Regions from separate parts of the Mus musculus genome. Here region 1 is linked to region 2. The links are chromatin loops, found by intact Hi-C in ENCODE. Cell type or tissue: gastrocnemius. All regions are shown on one strand. Links, peaks and the distances in the headings refer to the core of each region. The heading gives the core; the rest is flanking DNA.

The links. A loop is a pair of places that touch in the nucleus more often than their neighbours do. Peaks named below come from ENCODE experiments on the same cell type or tissue, not always from the same donor. Only the 100,000 strongest peaks of a DNase experiment are listed, where the experiment ranks them.
Region 1: it touches region 2 in a loop (4-fold over the local background); 3 of 42 quality-filtered maps call a loop at or near these places.

The regions. Positions count from the first base shown.
Region 1 is chr2:105,010,722-105,021,729 of GRCm38, reverse strand. Eif3m (eukaryotic translation initiation factor 3, subunit M) reads left to right here and starts at 4,703. Exons shown (of 11, transcript NM_145380.2): 1 at 4,703-4,784; 2 at 6,828-6,960; 3 at 7,847-7,985; 4 at 8,409-8,532; 5 at 8,785-8,879. The coding sequence starts at 4,743. It overlaps Gm38521 (predicted gene, 38521), which reads right to left and starts at 4,609. Exons shown (of 2, transcript NR_165821.1): 1 at 4,527-4,609; 2 at 1,005-4,060. In gastrocnemius, for the core only: no CTCF peak of the experiment used is centred there; a DNase peak (open chromatin) is centred at 4,639; H3K4me3 peaks cover 2,268 bases; H3K27ac peaks cover 1,525 bases.
Region 2 is chr2:105,996,982-106,007,989 of GRCm38, reverse strand. Dnajc24 (DnaJ heat shock protein family (Hsp40) member C24) reads left to right here and starts at 4,441. Exons shown (of 5, transcript NM_026992.3): 1 at 4,441-4,896; 2 at 5,915-6,061. The coding sequence starts at 5,954. In gastrocnemius, for the core only: a CTCF peak has its summit at 4,786; a DNase peak (open chromatin) is centred at 4,707; H3K4me3 peaks cover 1,954 bases; H3K27ac peaks cover 1,066 bases.

The DNA.
Region 1 (11,008 bases), core at 951-8,950, 990 kb after region 2:
CCAGCAGGCTCTTGAGTAGGAGGGAAGGACCTAGTCCTAACTGCAAGTGGCCTCTGTGCAGTAGGCCACAGGCCCAGATGGGTCAGGAGGCAGATGAGGACGCTGGATCCTTAGTGCTCGCTGAGGCCTTTGTGTCTGCCACCGCTGCAGAATTCCGGCTGCAGCTACCTCAGCATGCTTGCAGATTCCCTCAGCTTCCAGGCAACACTGCCCTCTCCACTTTTTCGCTCTTCAGACTGAGCAGCCCCTGGTTTCCTCAACTCTCCAACTTGTAGACAGCCATCAGGAGCCTCCCCAGCCTTTGGTGGTGAAGGCTGATCCAATAAATCACATCCTATAATTACGCATGCGTCCTCTCGGTGCTGTTCCCGAGAACCTTGACGAATTCAAGCAGAGCAAGGCTATGGTTGGTGCCGCTCATATAGGAGCTCGGAATTATAAGGTATTTTTCCTCTAACATTTAAAAATGACTGGTGTATAAATCTCTTGTATTTGCATCATCTGCTGTCACTAAAGCTCTTGACGAGAACAGCAAATTCTTCCCACTGGGCTACGCATGCCTTTTCAAAGTCACTTTAAAAACATGAATGATAAATATGTCTTCTTCAGACCCAACAGATTCATAAATGTTTCCAAGACTGGCTATGTCATGTGACATGAAGAGGTGAGCCTGAGGCGGTTCCCTTCTTATGCAGGCTACTGGGAAGATGGTACTTTCTGTGGTCTGTATGTGTGGGATGTCAAGTTCTGCACCGGTTCTGTCATGGCTCATGTGTAATCTATTTCGGTAAGGCGCCAATCAGCTGAACTCAACATTATTTGTTTCCCTATAAAGTCACTGTAATCGTATGCTGCCTCGCTAGTATAAAACTTAATTATTAGCTGTAAAACTCTGAGATCCTAAAAGGATAGTAGTGTTCTGAATTCAACATTGCATGACAACGGCTAAGGGAGATCAAGATTCCCACCATAAATATACACAATAAAAAACCAGTAACATGCACTTACATAAACAAGCCTTTTATTTTCAAAGTGATGACTTCAGAGTTCAAACTTTCCTGAGTCAGTCAAAATTAGTTTCCTTTGTTGTGAGGCAAAGCCCATGTAATAGCACATGAAAACAAGATGGAGGTTCATTTCCTCCTACATTAAACAAGCAAGAGAGGCAGTCGTGGTTGGCACAGCATCTTCCTAGTATCAGGGTCTGAGCCCCTTCCACCTTTCCCTGCCACCGTGACTTTTACCTTCAAGATCACTGCTAGGTTTCGGTTGGATTTCTGCAGCTTCCACCATCAAAGTCATGGTTTATACATCAAAATAAGAAGAAAGACAAGCGCAGAAGAGTCCATTTCTAAGTAAAGTGGTGCCTTTTAAAAATTAAAGAGGGCCTGACTGTGATATGGCAAGGTGTGTAGAAACACTTGGCAAGCCTGAAGACCTGAGTTCAGTTCCCAGACCCTGCAGTAGAAGAAGTTATCCCCTTGACACCACATTCACACGTATGTGTATACACACACACACACACACACCCCAACACACATACATACACACATTCCCCAAACAGAGGGAAGCAGGTGTGATAAATCCAAGTTTTCCAGAATTTTTAATCAGAAAGAATAAAGAATTAAAAATAAAAGGAGATCTAGGAAAATAGCTTAGTGTGTAAGAGCAATTGCTCTGCCAGCACAAGGACCTGAGTTCGAGTCCCCAGTGCACACATAAAAAAGTATGCCTGTAATTCAAAAAAAGTAGGAACAATGGAGTCAGGACTTCAAGATCAGTTTCAGTTACACACTGAGTTCAAGGCCAACCTGGACTAGTGAGAGCTCACCTCAAAAGAAAACAAACAGCCACATCAGCTAGAAAAATGGCTTTGCCTTTCAGAATATATAGGGTTTTGTTGAACTTTCAGCTCCTTCTGTTTTGGGAAGTTCTGAGGACAGTTTGTGAAAGTCTCAAGAAGGATAATATAGTAGTGAAGGTTGTATGTGTGGTTATCAGCAGGGGTGACTCTTTACTGCTATTAACATACCAGTGACCCCATTTTATATCAGGCATAGGTTAGCATCAGCTAACCCCAGTTTCAACTGACTCTAAACTTTTTTTTTTAAGCATTTAGAATGCTTCCTGTCATATAGTAGATAGTACTTCTTGTACCATTTGTCTAAGGCAGATTTGTGTTTAAAGAAAAACCTTAAGATTATCAGAAAACATTTTATTAACGAAAAATAATGCTAGGGTCTTTTTTCAATTAAGAAATGAATTTGACAAAAAGTGTCATTGAAAAATTATAAAGGAGTATGCTGGCTAGTTTTATGTCAGTGTCATACAATTTATAATTACCTGAGAGGCAGGTACCTTCTTTGAGAAAATGCTTCCATAAGATTGGGCTTGCAAGCAAGCTGTAAGGCATTTTCTCCGTTAGTGACCAGTGGGGCAGGGCTCAGCCCATTGTAGGTGATGCCATCCCTGGCTGGTGGTCCTGAGCTCTACAAGAAAGCAGGCTGAGCAAGCTATGAAAAGCAGGCCAGCAAGCAGCAGCATCCGTGGCCTCTGCATCAGCTAGAGTCTTGATTTCCTTCAGTGATGGACAATGATGTGGAAGTGGAAGCCAAACAAACCTTTTCCTCCCCAACTTGCTCTTAGTCATGGTGTTTCATCATGGCAATTAAAACCTTAATATGACAGTTAATCCCTTAGTGATAGAAAGCTTGCTTAGTCCACACAAAGCCTTGGGTTTGGTTCCATCACAATAACATAAACAATAAATAAGTTGCATGCTTTAATTTTGTTCTCTCTGGAAGGTCAACCACCTGCTGGTACATAATTTTGTCAGAGAGATCAATATGTTTTTAGCGAATGAGTAAATATCTAAAGATTCAAATAATTTTGTCTCTATCCTTTTGAAACCTCCTTCTCAAAAGTCCCCTGAAGTCACCTCTTTTACTTCACAAAGTCATAGAATAAAGGAAATCAGAAAAAAGGGGCGAGTAAGGGACGGGGCTAATATTAAAATAGGGTTTTAAAATGTTCAACAAAATATATGTATTTTTAAAGAAAGACTTATTGATGAGTTAAAATAAAATACTGAAGAAAAAGCTGGCAACATTAACATTTGAAACAAATTTCCATCAAGAAAGGGGAAAGAAGCTGAAAGCAAGGTTGAAAAGTATTAATCTTAGAAAAAAAAAGTCACCTTTCAAAATTCAAAGCAAAGATTGCTGTGATGATGAGCAAGGGTTGCCCTCCAGCTTCAGTGCCCGGGCCTTGGCCTAGTTAACTAGTATATTAGTGTGTTTACAGGACCACTGGGTATCTTCTCCCTCCTGAAATTCTGAGAAGACCATTCTAATAAATATGTTCTGGCTCAGCGCCCCACTCTCCTCTTACACCCTCTCTTCTCTCCTCTCCCCCCTCAGAAATCTGCTCCCCTCTTTTCAACCAGTCTCTCTTCCTTTTCTTCCTTGAGAACGTACCCCCCCACACACACTCATTCCACATTGTAACCCAGTACTCCAGGAAGATTGTCTTAGTGTGCTTCCCATTGCTATGATAAAATATTGGCCAAAAACCGACCTGGGGAAAAAGGGTTCATTTCATCTGACAACTCTCAGGTTAACCTCCATCGCTGAGGAAAGTCATGGCAGGAACCCAAGGCAGGAACCTGGAGGTGGGAACTGAAGCAGAGGCTTGCTCGCTGCCTGCTGACTTGCTCCTTGTGGCTAGCTTGGCTTACTTTTCAATGCAACTCAGGGCCACCTACCCAGGGTGGCACCACCCACAGTGGGCTGGGCCCTCCCATGTCAATCATTAAGGAAGAAAATACCTGACAGGCCATTTATTGGGGACATTCTATCAACTGAGGATACCATGTGTATATTCTCTAATAAAGTCTGTTTTTACTTTTTCAGCCCACTTTTTAATTGCATTTCCCCCTTATTGTTGCATTTACAATGTTCTTGATCTTCATGGCTCCAAGTTCTGCATCCAGGTTCAATCAACTGCAGACTATAATATTCTGGAGAAATATCTGTGCTGAATACGCAGACCTTGTCATTCCCTAGAAAACAGAGGACATAGAATTTACATTGGATTAGCTATTTTAAGTGCCCTGGAGATGACTTAAAGTACACAGGAGGTTATATAGACACGAACTAAGCCATTTTTATGTAAGCGTCTTGAGCCCCATAGATTCTGGAATCCTTAGAGGAGGGATCCTGGAGTCAATCCCTAACATACACTGAGGCACTGTGTATTCTGGATAAGTCCTTATTAATTAAGTGGGAGCATTCTTTGAAAACTAGTCACCCTTACTTAGCAAGGAGCATGGCCTAGCAACTGGACCAGCAAACTGGGAAGCATAACACAGGGGAAAAAAAAAATAGTTCCAAGGCTTTAGGGACAGGGGGCACCTGGAAAGCTCTCAGAGGCAGCAAGAGCTCTCTAGGCTCCCGAAGCTTTGGCCCAGGTAGGGTTCCGTGACCCGCAGGCAGCAGGCGGGCAGAGGACACTTTAGCCCAACCCACCTAAGTTTCCGGGGAGAGGGGAAGATTTCAGGTAGGAGCCTGCGAGGAGCTGAAGCAGAGGCCCGCGGGGAGGAAGTAGTACTGTGGGCCCCGCCCACGAGGCCCGCCCTCTGTGGCTGACCCGGAAGCGGTTGTGCGTAACCCTGTACGGCACCGCTCTCTTTTCCGGTCGGCGTGTTTCTGGATCGGAGCGTCTTCCGCAGCCCGGCCTTCACCATGAGCGTCCCGGCCTTCATCGATATCAGCGAGGAAGACCAGGTGCACGATGCTGGGCCCTCGGGGCAACGGGTGCGGGGGATTCCCGGGACGGAGCCCGTGAGGGGGAGCGCGCTCTCCTGACCTGGGTCTCGGCGCGTGCGCGGCCGAGGGTCCGGATGCGGGCCCGGTGGGCGCCAGGGCTCGTCCGCAGTCGTCGATGACGACCCAGAACTTTTCGGGGACAGGGACCAGCGTCTGCTAAGTTCGCGTGTGGCCCGCAGGAGCAACTTTGAGCGTGTGAATGCGGGCCTTCCGCGGCCACAGGCGACGGTGGCATGCATTTTACTAGTTGGCTCGCGTTTTCTGTTCCCAGGCGGCTGGGAGGCAGGAGCATCTGGCGGGCCATCCTGGACACTTTGAAGTTCACTAATTGGGGTTTACACCTGGGTGTACAGGACAGATGGCTTCTCCTTTTTCTGTAACAGGAGGTTAATTGTTGGGATGACAGTCTTTTAATTTTCTACAACCCAAACTGTTCTTCGTGAGCATGCATACGCTTTTATAATACCCACTGACAGAAACTTGGGGTTCCATATGTTACACAGGAGAAGAAAGGAAGTTATGCACACATAGAAAGATGCCGCATTAAGAGTATTTGACAGCAGAGGAAGCTAGAGTTCCCAGGCATTGACTAGTATTTACCAAAAAGGTACTTCAGGCCAGGGGCTGAATAGAGCCTTGGCATTGGCCATATTGTAGAGTGTCTTGTTGTCAGCAAGAATGATATAAAAACATTAAACTTAACTAATTCTTAGAAAAAGATTTGTAAAGCAGGAAGTGAACAAATGCTTTCTTTACATCTTGGTTAGATTATATATTTGTGTCATAAAGAAAAAGAATGATTTCTGCTGTTATTTTGCTTTTTCTAATATGACACTTGAGTTTTCAAAATATCTTTTTTATAATACCATGCCATCTTCTGTATAAAATTACTATGCTATTGTTTGGAAAAATAATTCCATCAGACCTAAGGGTTTGTTAGGTTTCTGAGGTCACCAAACACATTTGTGGGATTAAAAATGTTGGTTATTTTCCCCAAGGCTCTTTTGGCTTTGTCCAGACAATTTGACATCCGTGCTTTTTCTTTCCCCAACCCCCTTCTTGTTTTGATATTTGGGAAGTGTTTCACTATGGCTTGTTAAACCTTGGCTGGCCAGGAACCTGTAGAGATCCCCCTGCCTCTGCCTCAAGTGCTGTGGTCACAGTTATATGTCACCTCACCCTGCCCACCACCTCACCCTGGCACCTGTGCATTTTCTAATGGAACGCTTTATACTGTGATTCTTTAAGTTTTTATTCTGTTAGCTTTAAGTCATCTACATTTCTGTTTCAGTGCATGAATGTTAAACCATCGAAGGAAAAACGTTGTTAAAGATCCTAACTAGAGAGTAAAGTAGGAAACATCCAAATGACTTATTTTAGTAGTTATTTTGATAGTACCAAAAGTGCTTTCTGCCTCTGAGAGTGATGTTATGTTTTAAGATATTTGTTATACAGTGCATTGATAGACAATTTGATACACATACACTTTCATGCAGGCTGCACTGACAGGCATTATCTTTTTATATTGGTATCTCCCAAAATGCTTGTCTCAAATGGTTCTCAAGTTATTAGCAAATGAATAGACTATTGTCCGGATGATGACTGTGATTTTAGTAGTGCTATTTATATATACATTTGACAGCTATAAAATTTTCACTTACTGGGGGAAAAAAACCTCTTCAACTTTGCCAAGTCAGATTGATGTATCTTTAGTCCCCATCCCTCCCAGTGGAGACCGCTTAAATGAAATAAGTAAAGCATTTGCTATAGACTGGAAGTCCAGTGGATACAGGTGGCAGGAAACTGAATATGATCTTTGTGAACTATGTGTCTGCGTGGACTTTGTAGAGGGAGGGAGGGAATCAACACAATTGGAGGGTAGTTAGTTAGCACTTGCATGTTACTTTGGAAGCAGGGCAGATGAGTTTGATATTTGTGTTTTATCATAACTTGATTTTTACAAGTGGATCTAGAGATTTAGCAACCCTGTTTGATTCATAGGCTGCTGAACTTCGAGCTTATCTGAAATCAAAAGGAGCTGAGCTCTCAGAAGAAAACTCGGAAGGTGGACTTCATGTAGATTTAGCTCAGATTATTGAAGCCTGTGATGTGTGTCTGAAGGAAGATGATAAAGGTTTGTTTTAATTCATTCTACAAAATATTTCTTACAAGTTCTCTACCTTAAAGTTTTTCTTGTCAGTTATATGCTTTGGTTTGAGACTTAAGATTTTTAAGCAATGTAGAAGGGAAAGAATACAATCAAAAATAATTATGAAGATATTTTTCAATTAAATATTTTCAGTTAGTTTTAAATGTAATATTTTCATATAATTTCAGGGTTTTTTTCTGTTAGACCTATAAAGTAAGCCGTTCTGGGGGAACCTTTTAAAAAAACGGAAAAAGTGTGTGTGTTTGTACATATACTTGATGTTGATGGTTTTAAAATGAACTGAAGCGTTTGGATGGACATCAAAGAGGGTGTTATTTCAAGTAATATTTAATTTAATATTTAATTGTTCAGCTGCTGCCCATTGAGATACAGCTTCTCAATAGTCAGTATAGTTTCTGTACTGTGAACTCTGAAATATTTGTTAAAGTTTAAATATTAAATTTTTAGAGCGATTAATATCTCTAATACTTGAAAATGAGTTAAGCAGCAGGAATATAACAGCCATTCACTTCTAAATAATTCTCTACATGAGGTACAAAGTTTTCTTCAGTTGTTGAGACCTCCTGACCTAAAATCCAGCTAGTAATTTCAAGATGATTGTGTATTATGCCAATGGAAATCATAAAGAAAACGTGGATGTGTAAATGCTGGCGCTACAGTGGTGCTGGTGAGGTGAGAGTTCATGGATGCTGTAGTCTTAAAGCTCTCCCTGAAATCAAGGTGTTCTCTAACTTTCACAGTAGGCAAGCTATGTATTTTAAGCATCTTTGTATTGAAATACTAGAAATGTGTGCCAGATTGGACGCGCTGAAGGTTGTGTCTGCTGACTGTGCTCTTGATGCCTATGTAGATGTTGAAAGTGTGATGAACAGTGTGGTGTCCCTCCTGTTGATCCTGGAACCAGACAAGCAAGAAGCATTGATTGAAAGTCTGTGTGAAAAGCTGGTCAAGTTTCGGGAAGGCGAACGCCCATCTCTGAGACTACAGTTGTAAGTTTTAGACTGCAAGACCTAGGTGGAGAAATGGCTCTGCAGAGTGCCTGAGTTTAGTTCCCAACACTCGTGTCAGATGGCTCAGCTTCCCCTAACTCCAGCTCTTGGAGATCCAGTACTTCTGGTCTCTGCTGGCACCTGTGCACCTACACACACACACACATATACAAAATTTTAAATAATAAAAGTACATTTTTTTTTTAAAGATACAGCATTCAGAGGGATGTTTGTATGGTATAAATTATGATTGTTAGAAGCAGGAATTCTGGAATTGGACTGTCAGCAGCTTTCTGTCTTGGGCAGTCACTCAACCTTTCTGTGCCCCAGTTCCCTCTTTAGATGAAGTTATTATTAGTGCTGCCTTGTATTTGTGGTGAGAGCAAATAACCTCAATTAGTACTTTGGTTGTTTGTTAACCAGGCTCAGCAACCTTTTCCATGGGATGGACAAGAATACTCCTGTGAGGTACACAGTGTACTGCAGCCTCATCAAAGTGGCGGCATCATGTGGGGCCATCCAGTACATCCCAACGGAGCTGGATCAAGTGAGTGTTGTGCTTGTAGGAAGTGAAGCTTACTTAGGTGGGAACTCAGGTAGGAGCAGCTCTGTGTGCCCTCAACTTTGTCTTTGTTTCTCCTTTGGGAAGTGTGGCCCCCGGTGGACTCAGACTTGATGTGTAGTTCTGGATGAACTTGAACCCATCTTCCTGCTCCTCCTTAGTGCTGAGTGCACTAAACTGAATATGTGCTCCTCATCTCTCTTAATACATTCTCTCCTTCCCTCAATCGCGGTGCAGGTGAGAAAGTGGATCTCTGACTGGAAGCTCACCACTGAAAAGAAGCACACCCTCCTCAGACTGCTCTACGAGGCGCTCGTGGATTGTAAGAAAAGGTATTCCGAAGCGCTGCGCTGACTCCCAGCTCTAGTAGATGGGCGTGTTTCTTGAAGATAAGTTGAGCTAGTTGTTTTTACCTTGTTCTCCACAGCATCAGAAATCTTTAGCTCCTGAGTAATTGCAAAGACTTAACTGAGCAGCATAACTAGAGAGCTGGAGATGTGGTGTAGTTAGTAGAGAGCTGGGAGGAGTGGGGCCCCGAGTACACACCCGGAACCACTTAAAACCAGATGTGGTGGGTGGGCTTCTGATCCTGGTGCTGGGGAGGCAGTGGGATTCATCCTCTGAGGTGTATACAAAGTGAATTTAGGACCAGTCTGGGGTACATAAGTCCCTGTCTTAAAAAATAAATAAATAAATAAAATTTGTTCTCATCTTTAAACTTTCCAGAAAGGAAAAATTGAATGTGTTCTAAAACAGTTGTAAACCCCAAAGCTGTATATGATGTTAGATGAGGTTATTTAATGTTTCGATGGTTCCAGGGTGATGCTGTCGTTTTTGTTAAGAGGTGGTGTGGGCTCTGAGAAAGAGAAGTTGCTCTGAGCTAAGAACTGCAGAATTAAATGAGTTCTTTCTTCTTGGGTTCCGGCAAGGTGTTGGTGTAAAGGCTTCTTTCTGTTCAACTCCTCAAACCCACTGGCCAAAATACCGTCTACTCAGTATCCTAGCTTTAGGTGCCTGCAGACAGTCAGCCATGTTGTCTGGCAGTTTAAATGAAGGCTAGCCCTGGCTGCTTTACCTAGCTTTTTCTTATGTGTTTAATACTTCTAACAATGATGACAACAACAAAAACAAAAACAAAACCCACCATTCTTCAGTTAATTTCCTTACACAAATTTCACCATAGCTTTTAGTGCTAGTATTAGCAAGATGAATTCACTTGTTATGTGGTACATTGCAAATATTTTCATACTGTTTAAGAAAAATAAGGATATGATTTTGATGTGAAGGTTGATGTGTTTTATAATAAGTAAATAGTGCTTACCTTTGTAATCTGTGCTCTGAAGCAGTGGGTAGTTTACTCTATGGTGGCCTGGTTGTGACAGCAATTTAACCAGTTGTCAGTAAAAGGTTGAGAGGAATTAGTTTTACTTTGAAGACTATTTAAAATGGAATACATGCAGACTATAAGAGGCACGTGTATTTTAGTATACAGGCTGTAGAATCAGGCCTCTGGGCTTCAAACCTTGAGTTTATTTGTATGGCTCTGAGCAGAATAGACTGCTTAGTGTAGCTGTAGTAATTCAAAATGAAAACAGTACTTCTTACCTCAGGTTGCTAAGGACATCACATGGAGTTTTAAAGGCTTCATTACTACACAGACACTTGTCAGTGTTGAACAGGACTATCTTCCTGTTGCCCTTGTCAGTGTTGAACAGGACTGTCTGCCCTGTTGCCCTTTTCATTTTTAAGCTTGCCTTTAGGAGCTGAGTTGGTTTTTCGAATGCAGTGGTTTTAGGTGATGGGTGTTATGATTGCCTGTAAGTAAGGTGCTTGCTGGATGGAGTTGGAACCTCCTCTCTGGAGGATTTCTCTTTAGCATTGCTTGTTTGGCTCTCAGTCTGTTATGATGGAAAGGAAATAATGGCGTTCCAGGGCTATTCTCAGAGAAGCGAGATAGGTCAATACCATCTACCAGGACTACTGGATATGTCCTGGTGTTTGCATATTACAATATACTTAATCACAGCTATGCACTTTTCTCTTTTTAAAAAGTTTTATGAGGCAGGGAGTGTGCAGGAGGGGCACAGGAGTGAGTGAATATCAAGAGGACAGTTCTCTCCTTCCACCTTTCCATTGGCTCCTGAAGGCCTTCCACAGATGTTCCCCTTTGCAGGGCAAATACCTTTGCCTTTGAGGCCTCTCTGGTATTCTTCTCTCAGTCATTGCTCTCCGTCTTCCCTACCTATTCTGTTGTATTTGTTCTCTGTGGTTTGCTTGCTTGCTGGAGTTATGGAGGAGCCAAGGACCTAGTGTACCTTAGGTGGGCTGGTTCTTTGTGTTGGTGGTTTATATTCCCTGCAGCACACTTGGCATCTGGGCAACACCCGTGCCCTGACGTGGGCCAATCACCCAGTCACTGCAAGCTCAAATGTCTCTGAGGGTGCTGCTACCTTGAACAATC
Region 2 (11,008 bases), core at 1,567-9,566:
TATTCAGTCCTTTCTCTAACTCCTCCATTGGGGACCCCACACTCAGTCCAATGGTTGGCTGCAAGCATCTACCTGTGTATTTGTAAGACTCTGGCAGGGCCTCTCAGGAGACAGCTATATCAGGCTCCTTTCAGGAAGCATTTCTTGGTATCCACAAAAGGGTGACTGTATATTGGATAAATCCCCAGGTGGGGCAGTCTCTGGATGCCCTTTCCTTCAGTCTCTGCTCCACACTTTGTCTCTGTATTTGCTCCCATGAATGTTTTGCTCCCCTTTCTCAGAAGGACTGAAACATCCACACTTTGGTTTTTCTTCTTGAGCTTCATGTGGTCTGGGAATTGTATCTTGGGTATTCAGAGATTTGGGGCTAATATCTACTTATCAGTGAGTGCATACCATGTGTGTTCTTTTTTTATTTTTAACAATTTTGTATTAGATATTTTCTTCATTTACAATTCAAATGCTATCCCAAAATCCCTTATGCCCTCTCCCAACCCTGCTCTCCAACCCACCCACTCCCACTCCCTGGCCCTGGTATTACCCTGTAATACCAGGCATATAATTTTTGTGAGACCAAGGGCCTCTCCTCCCAATGATGGCCAATTAGGCCATCTTCTGCTACATATGCAGCTAGAGGCAGGAGCTCAGGGGGTACTGGTTAGTTCATATTGCTGTTCTTCCTATAAGGTTACAGAACCCTTAAGCTCCTTGGGTACTTTCTCTAGCTCCTCCTTTGGGGGCCATGTGTTTCATCCAATAGATGACTGTGAGCTCCACTTCTGTATTTGCCAGGCACTGGCATAGCCTCACTAGAGTCAGCTATATCATGGCCTTTTCGGCAAAATCTTGCTGGCATAGGGAATTGTGTCTGCGTTGGGTGGTTGATTATGGTATGGATCCCCGAATGGGGCAGTCTCTGCATGGTCCTTCCTTCTGTCTCATCTCCAAGCTTTGTCTCTGTAACTACTTACATGGGTATTTTATTCCCCATTCTAAGGAGGGACAAAGTATCCACACTTTGGTATTCCTTCTTCTTGAGTTTCATGTGTTTTGCAAATTTTATCTTGGGTATTCTAAGTTCCTGGGCTAATATCCACTTATCAGTGAGTGCATATTATGTGAGTTCTTTTGTGATTGGGTTACCTCACTCAGGGTGACATTTTCTAGTTCTATCCATTTGCCTAAGTATTTCATGAATTCATCGTTTTTAATAGCTGAGTAATACTCCATTGTGTAAACATATCATATTTTCTGTATCCATTCCTCTGTTGAAGGACATCTGGTTTCTTTTCAGCTTCTGGCTATCATAAATAAGGCTGCTATGAACATAGTGGAGCATGTATCTTTGTTATATCTTGGAGAATATTTTGCATATATGCCCAGGAGTGGTATAGCTGGGTCCTCAGGTAATACTGTGTCCAATTTTCTAAGGAACTGCCAGACTGATTTCCAGAGTGGTTGAACCAGATTGCAATCTCACCAACAATGGAGGAATGTTCCTCTTTCTCCACATTCTCGCCAGCATCTGCTGTCACCTGAGTTTTTGAACTTAGCCATTTTGACTGATGTGAGGCAGAATCTCAGGGTTGTTTTGATTTGCATTTCCCTGATGTTGAACATTTCTTTAGGTGTTTCTCAGCCATTCGATATTCCTCATTTGCGACAAATTCCTCTTCTAAGTACTCTAAATGAGTACAGTGTTTTCTTTAGTAGGCTACATCTTAAGCACTGAACCATCATTCCAACCCAATGGTTTATATTTATGTTTGTGATGGGTAAGTTTGCTTCTGAATATAAGTTAGTAAGAAACAAACCTATTTTAGAAGCTTGTTGAAACCAAGCTGATGCAAGGTTTTCTCCAGGCCTGAGGAGGAACTAAATCTAGGAACATGCTTGGCAGAGCAAGTAATGGTTTGGAACCAGGGTCTTGGGACCTCTTTCTTTAGGCCCTGATTGTGGATAAGGAAGATCCTTCCTTGTCTAAAACCATGAATATGCTTGGCAGAGCCAGTAATAACATGGAGACATGGTCTTAGAGGACCAGAGGTTTTCCTGAGAAATCAACTAACCCCACCCAGAAAAAAGGCGGTGGTTATCAGCCCCAAGGTCCTTGTGATTCACTTGAGATAGCCTGTCCCCTTTGTGCAATATTGTTTGTTAAGCTTCCTGCTGACTTCATCCTATTGTATGATAGCTTTCTGCTAAGTGTGTCCCATCTCCCTTAAAACCATATATAAGATACTGTACTTCTTAATAAGATTGACTGGTATAAGACATAGTTTGTGCAAGACCTCCTGACATCAGATTTCCTACCCTTTTAATCTTCTCATCCCCTAGTCCACTAGGCCTTGGGTCTCTGTCCCTGGAGTATGACCTTGTCCAGATTAGAAACCCATCACTCAAACTTGAAATGTGAAGCAAGTCAGCTTCCAGTGCTTAGCTTGTCAAATAAGAAAGGTTTCTTCCTCCAGAAGGCTGGCAATTCCACGGGGGAAACAGTTTCAATACATACCTCTAGAGACAATAATACATCACGGAATTGGAAGATTACAAATGAGTATTTTATACAACTTGCCATAGAAGTTGAAAGAAGTACTGTCTAATGATTCAACTACTATAGAAGGTAAATTAATGCCAGAATAAAATGCTAGGACTTTAGGAGGCAGATATAACTCAGAACGTAAAACAAGTGCTACCAATTCTGACAAGCTGAGTTCAGTCCTCAGGTCCCACATGGTAGAAGGAGAAAGCTGATGCCCATAAGTTGTACTCTGACCTCTAGCACATTCTGTGGCATACCCACACATAGAAATGCATGGACAGTAAAAATCAATGCAATTGGAAAAGAGTTATGACTTCATTCTCTAAACCTGCTTTGCTCAATGTTGTAGCTATTAATGATATGAGGCTATTGAAACTGAAAATAGGTAGTCCAGACTGAGAGGTGCTAATTTACATTATTCCATTTTATAATGAAACTATTCTGGATGTCAAATATAATATTTTCAAAGTCTCACATAGAGCTTGAATTTGGGGTTTGCTATATTTCTATTGAATGATGTTGTTCTAAAATGGAAATTAATGATTAGTGATCCATGTCAGAGCCATCTTGAGGAGTTTATTCAAATGTTAATTATTTGGATTATAAGACAAGCCATCTGTTTTTTTTTTCAATGAACTAAACACAACAACAGCAATAAGTTGTTTGTGAAGAAGTGAGTTTTACCAAATATATTTTCAGAAACAGAACCACCAGACTCAATGTTTCAAGTGTCTGAATACATACCCAAGCAAACCACCGATAAGACATCTTTGAAACAGAGAAAGTTAAAGAGAATGTATTTATTGGATGATATCAATTAAATATTGACAGCTTAGGTTGACCAAGGACACCTTGGAGATAAAGCAAAAAGTTCATCTCATTTAGTGCACAATGCTAGAATTCTTGGAGATGAGAATGAAAAGCATTTGTGAGTTCATATGAAAAAACATCAAACAAACTGGCTAAAGAAAATAAATTACACAATAACCTGATGGAATAGTATATCAAAACTTTTGTTCTCAAAATTGGACTTCTTGAACATATTTCTGTATACAGACAAGGGTCAAGAAGGATTATTTGAGGGCTAGGTAAGGTATATGGGGGCTTTCTTATAATATTGTACAGGGAGAGATTCACAATACTCACTATGCATTTTGGTAGGCTCACACACATAGTTTTCTAAGCCCAGGAATGAAGCTAGATCCTGCCACTGTATAATGGTCTTTGCTTTAAACATGACAAAATCTATCCATTGGAGAACCCAATCTGTGCTTTTATATTTAGATTTTAAAGTCAACTGTATCATTCTGCAGTTTTTCCTTACGTCATGCAATGCTCATTACAGTAAATAATTTATCCTATTAGAATATTTCCTACCTAATTTTATCTTTGGTGCTTCTTGAATTGATATTTGGAAGAAATAAGACAAAAGGGAAAGTACATCTAAGAAAGTAGCAACACCAAAACTACTTTGTATTGCCAAGGGAGATCATATTAAGGTCTCAAAACTAAGATGATTCTCATCTCCAGATACAATGGGGGGGGGGGGGGGAGAGAGAGAGAGAGAGAGAGAGAGAGAGAGAGAGAGAGAGACAGAACACAACAGCACAGTTCATTCTGTTAAGAACGCTGTTTCTACACCTGGATAATTATATACCCGGCCTTTGTCCTTGATTTGTTTCCTCATCTACAAAATAGTTCTAGCAACATCTTCCGCAGCTGTCTCACTGGGATGAAGCGAAAGCGACAAAGAGATAGAAAATGGGAAAGGATTTGCAGTTAAAAAATATTTTAAGTCAGTTGTTCAGGTTTAACGGAAATTATTAGGCATAATTTGTTAGCCATCCTCATCCTTATCACCAACTGCCCGTCCCCAGTATAAACAAATAGGACCGGAGTTGCTCAAGGTAAAGTAAGAGGAACCTAGGATGAAGGTGCACCTTAGGAGATGTAGAGGGATGCAACAATCGTGGTGTCGGGGCAAAGGAAGAATTAGAGCAAATTGAGGAAAGGCATTTCTCTGCGTACCTCTCACTGTTGACAAAACCTCAGAAATCCCGACGCGTTACCATAGCGGCCGCGTCTGGACTGGAGGCGGGGCCTTTCAGTAATGTGCACCAACAACTAGGGCGCGACTGGAAACGTACTCCCGCTGTACTCCAACTTCCGGCGGAAAAGAAAGTGGGTTCCGCTTTCCGTCCGGCTGCCGCAGCAAGTGGACTCCTGCTCCAAAGTGAAGCGCCATAAGTCTGACGCTGTGTGGAGCCAGGGGAAGGCATCAGCAGGGACAGCCTCGGTGGGGCGGACGCCTGCCTGTGGACGCCGCGTGTCCGCCAAGCTGCGGCTGCTTCAGGGTGAGTTGGTTTCTAAAGTCTGGAGGACTGTGGCATCCTGGAGTGCATAGCTTCGGGAGCAACGTCTTTATGGGCTGTGAGGATCTTTGCCCCAGCAAGAGGACTCCCCTTTCCCCGAGCCCGTGCGGTGCTGTCATTTTGTGCGTCTTTATTTTTACTCTAGAAGAAAGAAGCGAACCAGGGAAATTCAGGAACTATGTATGTCCTTAACATTTCTTTGGTATTCCATTCCTTTTATCTGTTCGTTTCATACATACTTATTAAGCTCCTGTGTGTTTAGTGAGCACCTGTATGCCAGTTTTGCCATTAGATAAGAAATACCTTTTTAAAATTTTAATTAGGTATTTTCTTCATTTACATTTCCAATGCTATCCCCAAAGTTCCCCATACCCCTCTCCCCCCCCACACACACTCTCCTACCCACCCACTCCCACTTCTTGGCTCTAGCGTTCCCCTGTACAAAGTTTGCAAGACCAATGGGCCCTCTCTTTCCACTGATGGCCGACTAGGCCATCTTCTGATACATATGCAGCTAGAGACAAGAGCTTCGGGGGGTACTGATTAGTTCATATTGTTGTTTCACCTATAGGGTTGCAGACCCCTTTAGCTCCTTGGGTACTTTCTCTAGCTCCTCCATTGGGGGCCCTGTGATCCATCCAATAGCTGACTGTGAGCATCCACTTCTGTGTGACAGCTATATCAGGGTCCTTTCAGCAAAGTCTTGCTAGTGTATGCAATGGTGTCAGCGCTTCTTAGAAGCCTATCCATCACCCAGGCTCATTATCAATTTCTTTTTATAACATTGTAAATTTATTTAGGTGATATGCATATTCCATGAAATATTTAATAGGTTTTCAGTATCTTTATATCCTTGTATCCTTGTACATGGCATTTATGGGACATTTAAAATGGAAATATAGACTTTCTTGGGCTTGCAATTTACTCAAGTAGTAAGGAATCTAGGAGGAATATTTCTTTATTCTGGTTGTAATGAATTGCTGTAACATTTCTGCTGCAGGTCATCAGAGAAGGCTCCCTTCTAGGTCAAAGGACGCTGATGGCTTTGGAGCAGACACTCAAAAAGGATTGGTACAGCATTCTGGGTGCAGACCCATCTGCAAATATGTCAGACCTAAAACAAAAATATCAGAAACTCATATTACTGGTAAGTCTTTTCAGATTTGAAATCATGGTGGGGAAAACAGTTTTTTTTGTTTTTCAGTGCGACCAGAAATTTAAGCTTCAAAACATTTCCATCAATAGGAATCTAGATATTTGTTTGTTCATTTGAACATTTTTGTAGTAGAGGAAAAGGATTTTGACTAGGTGTGGGATAGCATGGTAGTGACTGAGTTAGAATCCCCTGACTCTCTCACTCTCAGAACCTGGATTACTTTTCTCTATTCGTCTCAGATAATTTTGACTGAAATAATCCATGTTGGGTCTCTAAAACCGTTTTTACTTAATAAGTGTTGAAATCCACTGTCCACGACCATACTAGTGAGCACTTGAAATGTGTAATATTCTATGTGTAAAATTGTAGGCCGGGGCCTAGCAAACACATAAGTAGATGCTCACAGTCAGCTATTGGATAGAGCACAGGGCCCCCAATGGAGGAGCTAGAGAAAGTATCCAAGGAGCTAAAGAGATCTGCAACCCTGTAGGTGCAACAACATTATGAACTAACCAGTACCCCGGAGCTCTTGACTCTAGCTGCATATGTATCAAAAGATGGCCTAGTAGGCCATCACTGGAAAGAGAGGCCCATTAGACATGCAAACTTTATATGCCCCAGTACAGGGGAATGCCAGGGCCAAAAAATGGGAATGGGTAGGTAGGGAAGTGGGGGGGAGGGTATGGGGGACTTTTGGGATAGCATTCTAAATGTAATTGAGGAAAATACGTAATAATAAAAAATATTAAAAAAAAAAAGAAAAGTTGTAATGTGTTATATAGACTGTTCTCTGGATTTTGATAATTTGGTAAAACTAAGAACATAGAAATTAAAATTTTTTACACTGATTATATATTAGAATGATAATACTTTTTATGTTCTGGCTGATGAACAGAATGCATGTGCCTGTTTTACAGTAATATTAAAATTTTAAGTAATATATTTAGTCTTTGAGAGCTTCATACAATTTTGATCATCTCTATTTCCCTTATCCCGGATATAATTCCACCTCCCTTACCAACCCAAATTTGAGTTCCCTTCCCTACTTCCCCAACCCACTGAGTCCAGTTTGTGTTGCCCAGATACTCTTGGGTGTGTGGACTGCCCTCATGTGTGGTCCACCTGCTAAGAGTCAGACCTTCAAAGAAAACTGACATTTCTGACTGCAGTTATCAGATGCCAGTATCTCCTCAGGTAGAGGTGGGACTTTGTGCTCATCTCTTCCCGTCCATTCTGGCATTTATAATATCAAAATGTTTTTAATATTGCTTGTGTTTAACATGTATGTGCAGCATTTATTTAATAGTCTAGATTATAGTTCTGTTGTATAGTGATAATATAAGCCTTTAGAAAATGTTTTTCAGTGATAATTATTGTGGTATATAAATTATCTAGAACTTTTTAATTGCTTGCATTAATGTATCCAGCGATACTATGATGTTCCTAAGACAGGATCAGTTACCTTGTAATAGTCTCCACTTACTTCACTTTACAAAGAAAAGATAAAGAATCAATATTTGCACAGCATTGTTGGTCTAGTTTATGTCAAATATGATCTCTGGTACTTTGCCCAAGCTCTGTTTATTGGAAAAGGTATCTTGCCATCTGAAATCTCAATCTTAGGGAATAGAGAGTAAGGGAACTTTTGGTACCTTCTGCCTTGGAACTTTTAAGATCAGAAACATCAAGTACATATTGTTGAAAATTTTCCTTATACTAAATCATTCTTGTACTTTAGTTAATTGTAAGATAATGCTAGAGAATTGACTGGCTAGACCTGGAAGTTCTTCCATGTTGTCTTTTAATTAAGCAATGAGAAGGCTCTGTGTGGTCCTACTTGTCAAGACTAAAGTGGATGTCCACTTTATATGCACATTAACAATATAGTGGGTCTAATTTTTGTCTGTCTACTACTAAGTTTTATATATATATATATATATATATATATATACAAACACATATACATATACATATATATTTTTATATACTAGAAATATAGAAATATATACTAGAAATATATTTCTATATTTCTAGTATAGAAATTTTTTTGTTTTTATTACATAATATACATTTTGGCTTTGTTGTTTTATGTTTACTGCTTTGCATGTCTTCTCTAATGTCATGAAAATATTCTCCTGTGTCTTCTAGAAACTTTATAGTTTGTTTTACTGATAGACATGTGCCTTTTATGTAGACCAGGATCAGTGGTTAAATCTTTAATTTTTCTCAGTATGGAGATTCAGTCCCTCTGACATCCTTTGCTGAAAACATACTCTTTCTCCAGTAGCCTGTGCTGGCAGTGCGGGTCTAGTTCTAGGTATTATTTGAAATTCTATCATTCTTCTTGAGTGTGTTTTTGTTTGCTTACATTCTTTTTTAAAGAGTGTGTATGCATGCGTGTGCATGTGTCTGCCTGTATGCATGTGCGTGTGCGTGTGTGTGCGTGTGTGTGTGTGTGTGTGTGTGTAGATCAGAAAACAACATGAGAGAGTTGGGTCATGTGGGTCTTTGAGATGAAACTCAGGTCCTTGGGTGTGGTGGTGAATACTTTTAAAACCTACTGAACCATCTTGTTAGCACTTGCTCGCACAACTTGTAAGATTCTAACAAAAACAGTTTTGGCTGAGTCTTTATAAAATTTTATTAATATATATCCATTCTAGCAAAATAGATACCTTATTAGCAATGCCTTTGATTATATGAATACATTATAGTCTTTCACCTACACACTTAAATAATTTTTAATTTATCTCATCAGTATTTATAATTTTTAATATAGAGATTGTGCTAGTTCAGTAGGCTTTGTGGAAGCCTCAGCTCTTTTATTCTTCAGCTCTCTATTTTACAAAAGTAAAGGAAGAATTATGAGTTGATGTGTTCCTCTGTGGTTTTACCAATAGTCTAGAAGTAATGGTACTGAAGACATCTGGCTTTCTTTCTGGAGTATTCCTATCTGAATTGGAATGTTCCATCTTTCTCTCTCATCTGGTTAACCCGACTTCTGTCAGCTGATTCCATCTCTGAATTCTGTGGGAAAACTGTTCACCAAAGATGGCTCTACTACATTTTTCAAGTTCCTCTCTTCCATCAGAAGGTCTGCCCCTTCTCGACTGCAATCACCATTGTCCAGGAGCAGCACTAACATCTCCCTTGCTGAAAGCTTCAATCAATTATAAAACATCATTTTGGTTTATTGCTAAGATGGCCAAATCCTAGTTTCCCCAGAGGAGTTCTGGTTTGTGCCTGTTATTCTGGCATAGTTAATAGCACCCCCTTCCAGTACACAAGTCTCTAAGTTTAAATCAGGACCTGATCAGCAGCCTTGGTCTAGCTTAGCTCACATTCACCTTTCATTCATTGTCTTTTCTTGTATTCCAGGGCATAATATTTTTCTGAGGTATCTCCTGTTACAAACAATCTCTGGAATGTTGTAGGCATACAGATAAATATTCAATAAATGTAGGCAAATTTATATTTTAATACCTATGTCACCAAGTTTTTGCTTTTTTATTTTTTCATTTTTATTTTCTGTCTTATTTAATTATTTTTGAGAGGTTTCTTTCTATTATTTCAGCAACACAATATCTTTTAAAAAATTAATTAAAGTTTTCTTTATCTTCCTTCAAGTTCTGGGTTTTCCCCCACAATACTTTTTATTACAAAGGCTTCTAGCTGGGCGTGGTGGCACACTTCTTTAATCCCAGCACTGGGGAGGCAGAGGCAGGCGGATTTCTGAGTTCGAGGCCAGCCTGGTCTACAAAGTGAGTTCCAGGACAGCCAGGGCTACACAGAGAAACCCTGTCTTGAAAAACCAACCAACCAAACAACAACAACAACAACAAAAACCCAAAAATAACCAAAGCAAAAACCCAAAGGCTTCTTTATGTAATTGATGGATCGTGATCATATGTAAGAGTGAAACAGTAGGGCTCATTGTTAATTTTTGTGTACGTGACCAGAGGTGTTCCTTCAGTGAGGTCAATGACGCCATTCAACAACATTTCCTTTTTAGCATTTGGCTCCCCAGAAAGGAATTCTTAAATACCTGCTGATGACTTGGTAACTTGGTTTCCTAGTACTCTGTTTCCCTCCCTTTCTTCTTCCCTCCTTCCTTCCTTTTTGTTTTTTAGTACAGCATTTATCCTAACCCCTAACACAGTGACTAGTATTCCTGAGTTTAGATCCTCATTAGTCTTTATGTACACAGTAAAATTCTAGTTTTCTACTTTGTTGGAGAGAGTGGATACCTGGCCTTGTGATGAGGAAGGGTACTGGGGAACCAGTTAATCTTGTTAAAGTTTCACACAGACAACTTGCTTTGTTCTGGGCCACAACTCCATTCCTAAAGGGAGCTGTATGAATGAGTTTGTATACTCTTGCACTTTAGGCTTATGTTTTAGTGTTATGAGTTGGATACTGTGTCAGTCAGCATTCCGTTACCATAAGAAGTACCTGAGGTAAGAAACTTTCAGAGAGATATATGGCCTATCTTGGCTCATGATTTTATGTGTTCTAATCCATGGTCATTACACTCACTGCTTTTGGGCTTGTGCTTATGGTAGAACAAAGTTATTTATCAATGGGTAGGGAGCAAGGAGAAGGAGAAAGAGACCAGGCTCCCACAATTACTTTCAAGGGCACCTCTAAGGACCTTAAGACCTCATTTAGACCCCACCAGCTTATTGAAGGCCCCATCACTCCCTGATGTCACTAACCCAAGGACCAAGCATTTGCTTTGCCACATGGGCCTCTGAAGAGATTCCTGATCAGAATGTTAGCAAGTACCATTTTCAGTCAGTTTTCCCATCTAAGTACCTTCCAGGCCCAACCCTGCTTAGCTTCTGAGCTCTGATGAGATCCTGTGATATACAAGAGTATGGTCATAGACTGTGATCCATTGTCCATCCCAGTTTTTGGTGTTTTTCACTTCAGTATGCA